Regions from separate parts of the Homo sapiens genome. Here region 2 is linked to region 1. A link is a loop called in an ENCODE intact Hi-C map of the cell type or tissue named here. Cell type or tissue: Panc1. All regions are shown on one strand. Links, peaks and the distances in the headings refer to the core of each region. The heading gives the core; the rest is flanking DNA.

Region 1 (2,912 bases), core at 160-2,659:
TCCCAGTTCATCCTCCCCACTGCTGCCTTGACCCCATCCCATTGCTCTCCTCCTTAAAATCCTTCATGGGGCTCTCCTCCTTACAAACAGACGCTAAGCTCCATATCCTGGCATAAAGGACCTTTGGTGATTTGGCCCCTGTGCAGCTCTTGGGTCGCCCCCAACTCTCAAATCTGCTCTGTGCCCCGGAGATATCCTTAACACACCTGCTTGCTCCCACCCTGAGCCTGGCAGTTCCTGCTCTCCACCATGTTTCACTTGCACCCACCTTCAAATCTCAGAGTGGGAAACAGCTCCCGAACAAGAGGAAAGGCCTAAGCCCCAGTGTTGGCTCTGCCATTGATAAGTCACATGACATATTGATTATACAATCCTTGAGCCCCAACTCATATGTAAGCAAAGAGAGGACTTTAAACTGATTTCAGTTTTGGAATACTTAAAAAAAATCAGAAATACAAACTTCGTACAAATGTGTTGTGAAAGGTGCAGTAACAAGTCGTAGCCACCAGAGAGCACTAGAGGATCTCATTCAGCACAAGCGCGGGGCTTTGTCTCCATGACTTAGACTTCATTCTGGGGGTGGTCTACTCGAATTTGGGGCTGATGGGTGCCATCAGCTCCATGCCTAACCTTTATGTAAGAATATTATGAGACAGAGGAGCAGAATCTGTCACTTAAAAACTTCACTTTGGGGGAGGCAATGAAACTAGTCGTTAGTTGTCTTTAAATGCACAAATTTCAAAAGCAGCCCTTTCCGTGCTGGCTGGTGCATTTTGAAGGCTGTCCCAGTACTCCCACCCTACAGCTCATTTTTGGACCTCATATGCCGGACACATGGAGGGAGTTGTTTTGTTCGGGTTCTAGTGGAACCATCTGTACATTCCTCACTCTCTGTGGGGAGCAGGAATTGATCACAGGAAATGACCTCAGCTGCCTTGGGAAAGACGGACTTCCCATCCCTGCGGCTTTGAGCAAATCTGCTTAGTTGAGGGGCTGAGGAGGTAATTCTAGACCCTCCTGTGGCTGGGTTTGAATCTGAGACGCCTCTGAGGATCTGATGAAAGTCATGGACAATCCCCTCCAGAATACTCATAATATGCAGATTATTTCAGCAGCTTCGCAGACCTTTTATCTAGGAACCCAGGCTATGGACTATTTAGGGTTCCTCTCAGCTTTAAGAACCCAATGTCTTATAGTTGTACTTCATAACGAGCTATGCACATTAGCAGCTTTCTAATTTGTAGTAAGACTAAACTCTTGGTTATTTCCTCTGGAGAAGTGGGGGTGATGCATCCCACTGTTTAGGAATACCTCAATAGTGGATCATCCATCAGATCTGGGCTTTCCTATGAGCACTTCAGCCCCTTAGAGAGGGTGCATTCTGAAACTCTCCTGCAGGGGAGGCTAAAGAGCCACACATATCCCCAATGAGTCCCTGCTCGCTGGGGATGTGTCCTGGCCACGCAGGGAGGAAGTGAAGCTTCTTGCCATGTCGGTGTCCACATCTCAGTCCTGAGCTTTCTTTGTAAATCTTTCTGTGTTCTGGGAAGCTCCAGGGACTCTGCCTGCTTTTCTCTGCGCTGTACAGCTCCTCCATATGCTCCTACCTTTGGAGTTCTTTGCATCCTGAAGCTTGTGACCTAGAAGCTTCATAAGACAAAATAGCTAGCAATGACCTTGGGATTAAGATGCTCAGTCTTGTCTTGACTCTGCCGTTTATTAACTGTGGGACTCTCGGCCTCAATTATAAAATAGGAATAATAACTCCTATTTCTTATCTTATTGGGTTCTTTTATTTTTATTTAACAAATATGCACGGAGCGCCTGTTACGTGCCACTCCCCGTCCTTAGCACAGTTGATAGCAATGAATGGGACAGACATGATTCTCTGTCTTGATGAAGCCGACAGTCCAGGGTAGTTTGAGAATCAAATCAGCAAGTATCTGAACACCTTCTGTTAACTACGGAGTGCTCTACTCACACACTCTTCCTACTGCTTTTGCTTGATAACAACAACCTTGATCTAGAGAGCAGTGAATCATTTGAAAATTCGTAACACAGCTCCCTTCTGAGCATATAGCAGTGCCCTTGTGACATGGTGGGTGCAAACTCTCCTGGGGGTCACAGGGTAGAGCCCCTGACTCTCTCCCAGCCTTGACTGAACTCATAGGGTCTCCTGGGCTCTAGCAACAGCCATGTTTTCACCTCGTATGCGTTTTTTCCCCACAGTGCCCTGAGCCTTCCAGGAAAATTGATTCACCCAAACAAGCAGGTCAAGATTTCCATTTGATCTTATTGCTTCATGTGGTCCTAAATTCCCATAGCCATAGTTGCATATAGAAAGTAAATTAATATTAGTAATGGGGAGCTGGGAGGCCCTCAACTCCCATTTCTCATCTTATCCCCTTTTCCTCTCCAGGTCCACTGGCTGGGTCAGGCTCTGTGTCTGGGCAAGGAGCCATCAGTGGATGGGCTACAGATGAGCAGCAGTGGCCCAGTGGTTCTAACTGCTCAGAGGACTTCAGGCAAGAAAATGGGGCTCTTTCTTATCCCAAGGGCTCAGAAATATAAAATGTTGTCTCTAGCCTCTTCCCAATACTCCTCTCAGTTACAGAAATACCTGCTCCTCTTACCAGGTGGCTTTAAATGGACATCGAGGCATTCAGGCAAGACTTGCACGTTGAGGGGCTATGTTCACTCGGGAGAGGCTCTGTGTGTGTGAAGGTCACTAATATCTGCATTTTTATTGAAGAACATGTCAGACTTGAGCTATTTCTGTTCCATGAAAATTATTCAGAAAACTAATTTTTCTGGACAGAGTGAAAAAGGCAGGGACGGGAGGAATTAATGATTAGGGATTTTGAATTCCTCTCTCTTGCTTCTGAGAAAATTGAAAAATACATGTCAGTTCT
Region 2 (2,912 bases), core at 214-2,713, 250 kb after region 1:
ACACACACACATACATACATACATACACATTTATACTTCCTGCTGACCAGGTCAAAGAATATATATTAACGTATAAATAAATACATATACACACATTTATACCCGTGACCACCGTGCCTTTTATCTGTTGTACACGTTAGGATTCTGAAAATACCGTTGTTTGAATTAAGCTTTAAAAACTTTGAAAACTCACATTTGAAAGGACTGAGGTCCAGAAAGAGGCCAGACTTTCCCAGAATCACAGAGCAAGTTAGTGACAGGGCATGGAAGAAGTTATGGGTTGGCAGAAGTCTAGTGTTTTATGATGGTGGCTAGAGATGACGGCTGAGACCTCAGGAGTGATTTTTGAGGAGGAGCTGTGATTCGGGTTTACAAGGAAGAATGAGGAGAGAGAAGTGCTGGAAGAATGAAAACATCGGCCGGGCGCGGTGGCTCATGCCTGTAATCTCAGCACTTTGGGAGGTCGAGGCGGACGGATCACTTGAGGTCAGGAATTCAAGACCAGCCTGGCGGACATGGTGAAACCCCGTCTCTACTAAAAAAACACAAAAATTAGCTGGGCATGGGGGAACGAACCTGTAATCCCAGCTACTCGGGAGGCTGAGGCAGGAGAATTGCTTGAACCCAGGAGGCGGAGGTTGCAGTGAGACAAGATCACACCATTCCAGTCCAGACTAGGCAACGAAAGTGAAACTCCATCTCGAGAAGAAAAAATGAACACATGATTTGGTAGCGGAAAGGACAATAAGATGATGCGAAGACTAGGAAACTAGATCAAAGAAAGGTCTGTTTGAAATGAGTGAAACCTGCATTATTTGTTGGTTGAAGGCATAGAGTGGGAGGAGAAAAAGCAACTGAGGGAGCAGGAGACTTAAGAGAGAGAGTGGACAGAGCTAAGTGCTTGGGGAGAGCTGGGCAGGGTAAGGCCAGGAGTCCATGGGGAAGGATACAGGGCACTTCTTCATCAAAAGGAAAAGAAAAGGAGAAAAGAACGGGGAGGAGCTCTGAAAGATTTTCCTAGTGAGCCACAGGAAGCTGAGGAAGCTCAGAGCAGAGAAGATCCCTGCTGGCAAATCAAAGACAAGCTGTGAACTGGGGAAACTGAGGAAATAGGGTGCAGTTTGAGACGTGGAAATGTGGAGAAGAATTTGCACGACTGCTTTGGGAAGCAATCAGACATTAGAAAACAGGAAATAAAAACTTAGTGATGAGTGGCGAGGGCTCAGCTGAGGTTGGAGGCTAGGACTTTGCAGGGAGCTTACTCTTGTCCCTTTCCCAGAACTTCTCTGACTGTCCTGAAACCAGCAACTCAGTGCAGACCCCTGCCCAGTGCTGTGGGATATGGGGATACCTAGATCTTTTCTGCTGCTTTTGCTTAGATCTGGGGAGGCTGATAAATTTGTTAATGGTGGCCAAATGGAGGATATTATGAAGATGGGGACCAGCTGTTCTTCCTCTCCACCAAAGGAAAAAAATCAGGGCCTGTGGAATATGGAGAGAGGAAGAAGAAATGGAATTCAGTAGAGCAGAAAAATATCGCCCAGCTACATTCAGGAAAACAAACTCCTCATCATAACTTTGTTCTAAAGAACAGCAATTAGGTTATAGGATGACATATTTAATTCTTCAATTGGTTACTTCTGTTATGGGCTTAAAAATAAATGAACTTAAGCTATAGCTTGAGCTATTTAAGCAAATGTCAAGGAACACATTTGTGGGACTGTTAAAAAGCAGTATAGCATAATGGTTATTATTTATTATCATGGCCTTTGGAGCCGTACTGTCTGGGTTTGAATCTTGCCTCTTAAAAATTGCATGGCCCTGGGTGAGTCACAGCCCTTTCATGTTCCATTTACTTCATCTCTAAAATGGTGATGACAATATGCCTAACTTACGGGGTTGCGAAAGGCTCTTAGAACACAACCTGATAAACAATATTCCATAAATATTAGCTATTGGCTGTTATCATTTTTTTAAAAACCAGATTTCTTGGTGAGTTTCATAGAAGTACTTGCTTTCAGAGTAGAGGATTCCAAGAGCCCTCGGTCCTATGGCTTTCAAACTGCTCTTCAGTGCTCAAGAGTGAAAGAGACATGCTTCTGGGGTTCCTTTGGGAGTAAAAAGGGAAAAAAGGCTGCTGTGGCTCTTACCCATTCCCCAGCTTCAGTGGGAAGAATAATGAGCCTAAGAATGAAAATAGCTCTGTTCTATCAATTTCACCTACTTTTCAGTTTTCTGTCTATATCTGGAAAGAAGCTTTCAATATTAAACAAAGAAAACGGAACTAATTTAACACATGAAGAGACTGAAGTCTAGAAGGAGAAATGACTTCCCCAAAGTCAAATGCTGACTTTTCAGCAGAGCGAGATCTAGCACCCAGGCCTCCTGCCTCCCCTTCCGGGACTGCTTCTACTACAGCTTCCTATGGGTTCGGGCCCCACCACAAAATGCCTAGAGACACATGGCCACCACCCAGGCTGCATATCACAATTTCATCATTATGCACCATGCCCCGCTCCAAGGTCTTGATCCCAAAAAGACCTTTCATCATGGAACTGTGGGGAAAGAGAGGAATATCCTAAAGTTTTTCCTAAATGTATGTATATGTGTGTATGTATTCCTAAATGCATGATTGTTTTTCTTTCTCAAACAACCTAGCTTATTCACATTTCCTCTAAAGACTTTTTCTAATTCTCCAGACAATTGGCTATCCCTTCCCAGAGCTTCCTGCGGTGCATCTTCTCAGCATAATGTTTTCATGATCATTTTTTCCTGATGAATAAAATATCCTACTTTCAAGTCAATCATCTTTGACTTCCCAGTGCCAACTTCAGAGAATGGCACATAGCAGGCACTGGGCAGATAATGGAGATGAATACATGTTTTAAATCACCAGCTGATATACTAATGTG

Evidence for each region. A loop is a pair of places that touch in the nucleus more often than their neighbours do. Peaks named below come from ENCODE experiments on the same cell type or tissue, not always from the same donor. Only the 100,000 strongest peaks of a DNase experiment are listed, where the experiment ranks them.
Region 2: it touches region 1 in a loop (2.4-fold over the local background); 3 of 110 quality-filtered maps call a loop at or near these places.

The regions. Positions count from the first base shown.
Region 1 is chr3:187,318,491-187,321,402 of GRCh38, forward strand. No RefSeq gene overlaps it. Among named protein-coding and RNA genes, the nearest start is that of MASP1, 28 kb to the left of the region's middle. In Panc1, for the core only: CTCF peaks have their summits at 474 (motif pointing right) and 1,423; DNase peaks (open chromatin) are centred at 591 and 1,411; H3K4me3 peaks cover 755 bases; H3K27ac peaks cover 2,500 bases.
Region 2 is chr3:187,563,520-187,566,431 of GRCh38, forward strand. No RefSeq gene overlaps it. Among named protein-coding and RNA genes, the nearest start is that of SST, 110 kb to the right of the region's middle. In Panc1, for the core only: no CTCF peak of the experiment used is centred there; no DNase peak of the experiment used is centred there; H3K4me3 peaks cover 271 bases.